Linked DNA regions of Homo sapiens: region 1 is linked to region 2. Evidence: chromatin loops called from intact Hi-C (ENCODE). Cell type or tissue: dorsolateral prefrontal cortex. All regions are shown on one strand. Each heading gives the region's core, and the rest is flanking DNA. Links, peaks and the distances in the headings are about the cores only. Region 1 has its middle 180 kb from the start of ICOS. Region 2 overlaps PARD3B (par-3 family cell polarity regulator beta).

Region 1 (4,405 bases), core at 156-4,155, 510 kb after region 2:
AATGTACTTTACTATATTTTATGTGATGTAGTGAAGTACCCAAAAGAAAGTGTTACCACTAAGAGCTATTTGCTTTCATATATAAGGGAGATGGTCTTCTCTACTATGAACAAGGTAGAGACAATGCACTATCTTCAATTCCAGTTGCTACCCCTTAAACACACACACACACATACACACACACACACAGTCTCAAACTGGAGGTTTGGGGGTCAACGTTTGTTCAGATAGCCCACCTAGCGCATACTAGCTGTGTGAACCAAGATCACTTACTTTATGAGCCACGCAGTTCCTCGTGGCTAATACAGGCCTTGCAGGATAGTTAGGACTAATACTCACCTAATACTAACCTTGCAGAATAGTTAGGATTATTATAGAACCCAGTCCAGGACCAAATTTGCAGTGGATCCTCAATAACTATCATTAGTAATAATATTTTCCTTGTGAAGTCTAGAGGAGGAGAACCAAATTACAGAAGTTTCTGTGTTTTGTAAAAAGTTGAGAGAACTGAGAGATTTTAGATTGAAGAAGAGACATGAACACAAATGGACTGAAGACTCCTTATGGGAAGATACAGGTCTATTCAACTTTGAATAAGACACTATAGACACTATAAGCTGCAAACTGAATAAATTCATAAGTTAAAGATAGCTGGATTTTAATACATAATATCTATAAGATAGAACAGGGATTGAACTTGTGTTTTTTGGTTCTAGGGGGCAGACCAGGACCAGTGGTTCAAAGTTACATAAGAAGCCAGTATCTCCTTATGATGGGAACAGGAGGCAGAGAAATTCTAGGCAGAAAAGGAAGGGGTCCCTGGTGAAGCCCCACCCTCAAGCCTAGAACCGTGGCCCAAAGTGAGAACATCCCCATTTTCCCACTCAAATGTTGCCTTTTCCAAAACCACCCTGGCCCACCCCGTCCCCCATCCCATACCCATAAAAACCCCAGGCTCCACTGGCAGAGGAGCAGCAGAGAAGGAGAGAAGAGAAGCAGCCAGACGTCAGAGAGAAGCAGCTTGACTTCAGAAGGATGGCTTGACGGTGGGACTTTGGAGAAGAGCCTGGTCAGGGATGGCCAGACTCCAGGGGAAGACCACCTGCCTGCTCCACCCCCTTTCCAGCTCCCCTTCCCACTGAAAGCCACTTTCATCAGCAATAAAATCCTCTGTATTCACTACTCTCCAATTCGTTCATGTGACCTGATTCTTCTTGGACACCAAACAAGAGCTTGGGAGCCACGGATGTGGGCAGTTGAGTTGTTTAACACTTAAGCTATCCATGGATGGCAAAGCTAAAAGAGCACTGTAACGTATGCCCTCTGGGGCTCCAGAAGCTGCTGTGAGGCTGCACAGAGTTCTGCTCCTGCCAGTGCCCAGAAACACTTGTCCTGGCTCCTGCACCCACTCACCTGAGTGCTCCCCCTCCCGTGAGGGGTTAACTGCAGCAGGCTGAGTAAGCGAGGTGCCCCAAGGGGTCACGGAAAATTTCCTGTTTCACTTATTTTAAAGAACAACTTTATCACAATTAGAAGTGGCCAAAACTAGAATGGGCTTCCTCACGGAAAAGTGCATTTCCTATAAATAGAGGTATGGAAGAGAGACTGGAAAGAATTGAGGGCTAGACCAAATGATACCTGCACCCCTTCCAACAACTTTGACCTTTCTATTACCATCTCAGCTTAGATCAAACAATAACCTGATTGTCAGTAGGTTCTCAATTATAATTCCCAACCTCACCATGCTAGCACTGAACAATCAGATGAGATCAGGCCTCTGGTACGGGCCCAAAGAGAAAAACTTGCTAGCCTGTTGTTGAACTCCCACCCAAATGGATATGAGATGCCAGGAAAAAGAATGTCCATTGAGAAGCTATTCTTGCTTGTCTTGGCTGCTTTCTGTTCAGTTATGAACATAAGTTTCACGGAAACCATAAGCATTTAATAAAATACCTTAGGTAAGAGTAAAAGAGAAGCTGCCCAAACTCTCTGCATTATGGTCAGGAATTCTTGGATTAAATAGAATTCAATCTAAGTGCTGGCTGAATTGTGTAGTGATGTATAAAAATCTTTTTGAACAATAGTTAATGTGTTCATGTTGTCAAAAGACAATATAGTTAAAATGAGGAGCAATCTCAGTTATGGTGCTTAAAATCTGCTTTATCTGGGAGAACATTGTAAAGTGTCTAAGGTTATGACTTAGTTGCTTGGCTCCACTTAATATCTGTAGACACTGGGTGCCTCTTTTTGACTGCTTTACATTTGATACTGACAAATTTTTAGTTATTTCTGTAAAGGATAAAGCCAATCTGGATAAACTAGGTCACCATTGTACAAACAGTCATGGCCTGAAATAAGCAATAATTAACCAAAAAGGGCCAGACAGACATGGAAGTTGTATGTGCTGTGCCTTCACTTGTGTATTTTAAAGTTTCCTTTCTCTGCTGTGCTCACTCTTTCCTCCCCCATCCTCATCAATGTGTCGCTGATTTTGGACTCATGAAATAGGGCCAGGGCCGTTTCAGGCAGCACTACAGGAGACTTCTCATTTGGGCCTGTTTATATTTTGCCAAGGAAAACTGCAGTTGAATTGTGACCACGTGTTTCTTTTTTTTTATTTTTGGCCCAGTCACGGAGAAGAAACAGGCTTTCTAGCTGGGCAAACACCCAGTACATCAATGCAGCTCAGAATGCCTTCATTTTTCCTCTTTGTGTTGGGAAAGCGGTAGCTCTGTGCCTATGGTAAGCTGTATCTAGTTCAATGAAAAGTCCGAGTGACTTGGGTCCAGCTCCTGAACCAATGCTCTCTCTCACTGCCTGCGTCTGGGTGAAAAAATATAACTTTACCTCTCTGGGTCTTTGATGCTAATCTGCAAAACTCCAGTAAAAATCCCTGTCACCATCATTTCATAAAGAAGGGAGGAGAATGGGTGTGAAAATGTGCTCCAAGGAAGCCCCATGTTTCAGCCTTAATACAACTTTTTCCAAAACATCTGTCCTGAATGTAGGAAGGTGATTCCACTGAGAAATGCCTTGAGTTGTTTTTCCAGCAGGGGAGGGGAATTTGTGCTGTGTCATTCTCACTCTCTCACCTGGTTTCCCCAGGGACAAGGCGGGCTGAGTTTGGGGTACAGTCCAAGTCTAGGAAACAGTCTTTTTTTTTCCCCATTGTATGAAGCTAATTGGCCCTTGCGGAAACTGGACCCATTCCCTTGGACTAATTAACACTATTGCCTATTAGCTCCAGCTGAACGAACTTCCTCAAACTTACATTCATTTTATTTAGTACATAGCAATTTGCATTTTTAAAAGATAACCTGCCCATAGCCTCTAGCCACTAAATATGCCTCAAATTCCATATGCACCCATATGCAGTACAGATTGAACTTCACACTCTGGCTCCGAAAGTGTTAGAAGCTATTTAAAACTTGTTAATTTGTCAGTGTGGCATAGGTGGGGGTGGGGTATGGGTGGAGCCCTGACTCTGCCACTAACTAAATGACCTTCCTGGAGTAAGTGATTAGCCTCCCAGGACCTGTTTCCTCTTCTTTAAAGTGAGGGAGTTGACTAAATGATCTCTAATGCCCATTCTAGGTTTAAAATTCTATGATCTTTACAATTAGATGTTTTGAGAGCATGCAGCTTCATTAATAAATGGTAGTATTCACTGCCAGTGGGAGAGTAACACTCAGTTAATAAGCGTGCCTCCTCCTCATGCTCCATACACATAATTCTTAGTGAAAGTTAATGGGAATTAGAAACATCACTAGCAAAACAATCAATGCCAGCCCTTTAACCAGTGACCTCCTGGTCTGTCATTTTGTTGCCTGTATCTGATCGTCCTTTCATAACTCGGGAGACCTGAACCCTGAGCAAAATGTGCTGAAGGAGATTGACATCAGGACACACTGACCTCTGTGAAGAAGTGTGTTCTTGTCAAAAGCCAAGTCCTCAAGGCAGAGCAGAAGCAGCCAAGATAGATGGAGGAAAGGTGCATGCATTGTACCCCATTCTTAATGGGGTCAGAAGTTCAGTTTCAACTGAGATGCACTGAAGGGAATCTGCTGGATGATCGCAAAGCGAGGTTTCATAATGTGCTCTTCTCATAAGGTGTTTTCCGTACCCCATTGCCACTACGCACAGTGTGATTTGCCACTTAGGTTATTAGATCAATAGGATCTGATAATGAATTTTACATAAATCTATGTTATCTAACCAATACCACATCATTTCAGTTAAATTTCCTGGCTTATTTATACACAGGAAATTGGCAAAACCACAGTCTCAGATAACGCCTCCCCTAAAGCCCTCGATTGTTCTCTAGCAGTTTGGATGGCTGAGTGTGCACCATGGTCACGCAAAATCTGCTGTGATTTTCTTTCCTGCAGGAACCAAAGACAGCAAA
Region 2 (4,405 bases), core at 318-4,317:
GGGGCTGCAGGTTGGACAAGCTTGATCTAGATTATAAAATTTACATACAAATGTCAGAGTTTTCAAAATTGCAGTTAAGAGATAACTGTATACAAATGATGAAAGAGTAGTTTTTAATGAAATGCTATTTCACAATCTTAAAGTCTTTTTCTGGGATTAAAAGCCTTGAATTCCAGGTTCCCATCATTAGCACAAACATAGTATATTCATACCAGGAGATAATGCTTACGAACAAAAAGGGAAAAAAACTATCAATAAATATGACAACATGAATAGATCTCAAAAACATTAAGCTTAGTGAAATAAGCCAGGCACAAAATAGTGTGTGCTGTATAATTCTTTTTATATGAAATTCTAGAACAAGCTAACTTGTTTTTGGGAGAAGGAAACTGATTCTGAAGGGGTTATAAGGGAATTTTCTAGAGTGATGCTAATGTTCTATAACTTGATAACAGTTTGGGTTACTAAGTTGTACAGTTTTTTCAAATCTTAGCTAATGTACACATAAGATATGTACATTCTATTGTTATGAAAATTTTAAATAAAATATAAATAATGTTGAACTGTAACTGACTTGTATGCCAAACATTTGCAATTTACTTTAGAATGAATCAAAATATAAGATGGATTAACAGAGAGAATCTAGGTTGTATTAGTCAGTTTTCACACTGCCATAAAGATAGTACCCAAGACTAGGTAATTTATAAAGGAAAGAGGTTTAATTGACTGACAGTTCTGCATGCCTTGGGAAGCCTCAGGAAACCTACAATCATGGCGGAAGGCAAAGAAGCACCAAATGCCTTTTTCACAAGGTGGCAGGAAAGAGAGAAGACGACCAGTGAAGGAGGAATTGTCAACACTTACAAAACCACCACATCTCATGAGAACTCACTATCATGAGAACAGCATGGAGGAAACCATCGCTGTGATCCAATCACCTCCCTCCCTTGACAGGTGGGGATTACAGGTCCCTCCCTCAACATGTGGGGATTACAATTCAAGATGAGATTTGGGTGCAGACACAGAACCAAACCATATCATAGGTGTTGGGCATTTGGGTGTTCCTGTGAAATTCTTTTAACTTTGCTTTACTTTTGAAAAAAAAATCATAGAAAATGTTGGGGGAAAATAAATCTTTCAAAACTGGGAGTGGGGGAAAGCTAGATAATAAAACAAACACATCACAAAACTGATATTATTGAAAAGTTCAATTGTATTTATCAAAAGTTTGAAAGAAGAGGATTTTAAGAATCCAAAAATACAGAGGGAAAAAATACATTTACTACAGATTTTTAGAATTTTGTTTCAGAGCTTCATATTTCTAACAGGTTTGTTTTTACCCAGACTTTTTTTAAATATGTAAAAAAAAAAACTTGAAATCATATTTATCGTCTATCTGTATTCAAATAATGTATAATTATGTCTACTTCCTTTAAATTCATGGGTACTCCAAATAGCAATATCAAGCATTTTTGGTGGAAACATTTGCCACAGTAGTAGCAGATGAATGTGAAAGCAGCTACACTGCTTCTCAGTAAAATAGGCTCTTGAAAAGAAAAAAAGTAAGGAAAAAGGCAAGGAATTCATAGCTGAGTATGTTTAATTTTTGAAATCAGATTCCCTGCCATACTTTGAGGGGAAAAGAGTACCACACAGAAAACTGATTTGCCAAACATGTAATGTGGTGTTGGCTTTCTCTTTAGTTATTTATTAGGGCATTTCAAAAATCTGCCACCCAGACATGTATCCAAACTCACCCAAATTGTCAGTCCATGGGGATTACTACTTCTAATTGTTCACCTACCAAATTTTAAGTACTCCTATAAAACTAAAGTCAAAAAATTAATACTTTAAATTTTCCAAAAAATGACTGATGAGTCTTTATGCCAGAAATATTAAAGCTACCACTTATCTCACATACAGAAAACTAGGATTTCCTACTCCATGGTAATTCAAAATAATATACCCTATACATCTAAGTGAACCAATCTCAAATTTTGTAATTTTAAGCATATTTAGTCTCTGCAACACTAAAAAAGTATAGAAAAGGATGGTAATACAGCTGTGATACATCAGTAAATCATCACCTATTTCTTCCAAAAAGGAAGGAATTTTCATTATATGTGGAATATTATGAAATGAGCGTTTCATAGATTTTAAAAAGCTAAAAATCTATAAATAACCTAAATAACTTGTTCGAAAACAAAGGTTAGATCAGTCTTCCTTGGAAATGTCATTTCAAGGCATGTGTTATAAATATACCTAGAGCTAATAGCAATGTATTGCTTTAATTAGAGAGAAGAATTTAATTAATTGGAACGAAGAAAGCTGAGGCAGGAGAGAGATCTGAAATCAGCTGGGTACCAATGTCATGTATTTTATTTAATTTCTTCATTGTCAATGCTTCAAGAGACTTAGTGTACAAAGTCAACAACAATCCCTTATCCTGGCAGGGATCAGTTGTGGTTTTCCACTAAATTGCAAGAGTGATGCTTTCTACATGAATGGTGGATGGCCCTCTCAGCCGCATCTTAAAGGAGCATGTTCCTTGCCCTCCCTTGTCAGTTGCTGTCATGGAGAACCGATGCCCAAGCTTCAGTAGATGGCACTCTTTCCTCTGCCCATGAATCTCTAACAGAGCAGAGGGCATGCAGGCATGGCACCATTCAATATTTTTATTTTTGAATCCACAACAATTGTCCTGGGTAAAAGATTCATCTCTACCTTAAATAAATAAAAATGAGGATGAAAAGACAAGCTACAGAGAAAAAAATATTTCCAAACCGTATATCTTACAAAGGACTCATCTAGAATATAAAAATACCTCTCAAAATGCAACCGTAGAAAACAAAAGCCAATTGAAAATGGGTTAAAGACATTAAGAAAGATTTAGCTGAAGGCAAATCAGTACACAAAAAAAGGTTCAACATCACTAGCCATTAGGGAAATGTAAACTAAACCCACAATGAGATATCACTACACAATTATTAGAATGACCGAAGAATTAAATAGTGACAATATCAAATGCTGGTGAGGATAGAGAAACACTGGATCTCTTATACATTACTGGTGACAGTAGAAAGCAGTACAGCTACTCTGGAAAATCGTTTGACAGTTTACCAAATAACTAAAGATACACTTAACATATGGCCCAGAGATCACATCCCTGGGCCTTTATCTCAGAGAAATGAAAATTCTGTCCTTTGTCCACACAAAACCTATCTGTGATTGTTCATAACAGCTTTATTTATGATAACCAAAAACTGGAAACAAGCAGAATGTCCACGATAGGTGAATGGTTAAACAAACTAGAGTATATCCACACCATGGAACACTACTCAACAATTAGAAGAGTTTGTTTCCACATTTTGACTATTGTGAAAAATGCTGCAATGAATATGGAAATGCAAATACCTTTTCAAGATTCTGATTTAAATTCTTTTGTATAGGTACCCAGAAGTATGATTTGCTGCATTACATATTTCTATTTTTTCATTTTTTGAGTAGTTTTCACTGTTTTGCACGGTAGCCTGTACCATTTTACATTCCAACCAACAAGTGTACAAAAGTTCCAATTTTTCCACATCCCTGCCAACACCTATCTTTTGTTTTCTTGGTGTGAGATTATATTTCATTGAGATTTTTATTTTGAACATCTTTTCATATACCTGTTGGCCATATTCATAGGTCCTTCTTTGGAGAAATATCTATTCAAGTCCTTTGACAACTTTTTAAACCAGATTGCTTGGGATTTCTTTTCTTTTCAATTGAGTTATAGAATTTGCTTACATATTTTGGATATAACCCATTATCCCATTCCCCAGGCTGCCTTTTCACTCTAAATGATGGACATTTCACTCTAAATGTCCACCAACAGATGAATGAATAAAGAAATGTAGTATATACATACCATGGAATATTATGCAGCCTCTAAAAAGAAAGTCCTGCCAATGACATGGACAGAACTGTAGACATTATGGTATGCAAAATAAGCCAGTTACAAGAGGACAAATGCTGCAAGATTCTACTTACACAAGGTACATAAAGTACTCAAACACATAGAAGCACAGAGTATAATGGTGGCTGTTAGTTGGGGACAGGGAGAAATAAGCAGTTGCTATTCAATGGGTATAAATTCTTCATTTATGCAACATAATTCAGTTCTAGAGACCTGCTGTGGAGCATTATGCCAATAGTTAATACTGCTGTATTATATACTTAAAATGTGTTCAAAAGTGTTAAGAGGACAGATCTCATGTTAAGTGTTCTTACCACAATAAAGAAAAAGGGAATGAATTATTGATACATGCAACAACTTGGATATATCTCAATGACATTATGCCAAGTAGAAAAAAAAAGTCATTCTCAAAAGGTCATGGACTGCATAATTTCAGTTACACAACAC

What was found. A loop is a pair of places that touch in the nucleus more often than their neighbours do. Peaks named below come from ENCODE experiments on the same cell type or tissue, not always from the same donor. Only the 100,000 strongest peaks of a DNase experiment are listed, where the experiment ranks them.
Region 1: a loop joins it to region 2, with 2.7 times the contacts of the local background. A loop is called at or near these places in 1 of 110 quality-filtered maps.

Annotation. Positions count from the first base shown.
Region 1 is chr2:204,114,564-204,118,968 of GRCh38, reverse strand. No RefSeq gene overlaps it. Among named protein-coding and RNA genes, the nearest start is that of ICOS, 180 kb to the right of the region's middle. In dorsolateral prefrontal cortex, for the core only: no CTCF peak of the experiment used is centred there; a DNase peak (open chromatin) is centred at 2,542; H3K27ac peaks cover 2,181 bases.
Region 2 is chr2:204,623,513-204,627,917 of GRCh38, reverse strand. All of the region lies in intron 1 of PARD3B (par-3 family cell polarity regulator beta), which reads right to left. Among named protein-coding and RNA genes, the nearest start is that of PARD3B, 80 kb to the right of the region's middle. In dorsolateral prefrontal cortex, for the core only: a CTCF peak has its summit at 2,625 (motif pointing right); a DNase peak (open chromatin) is centred at 2,567.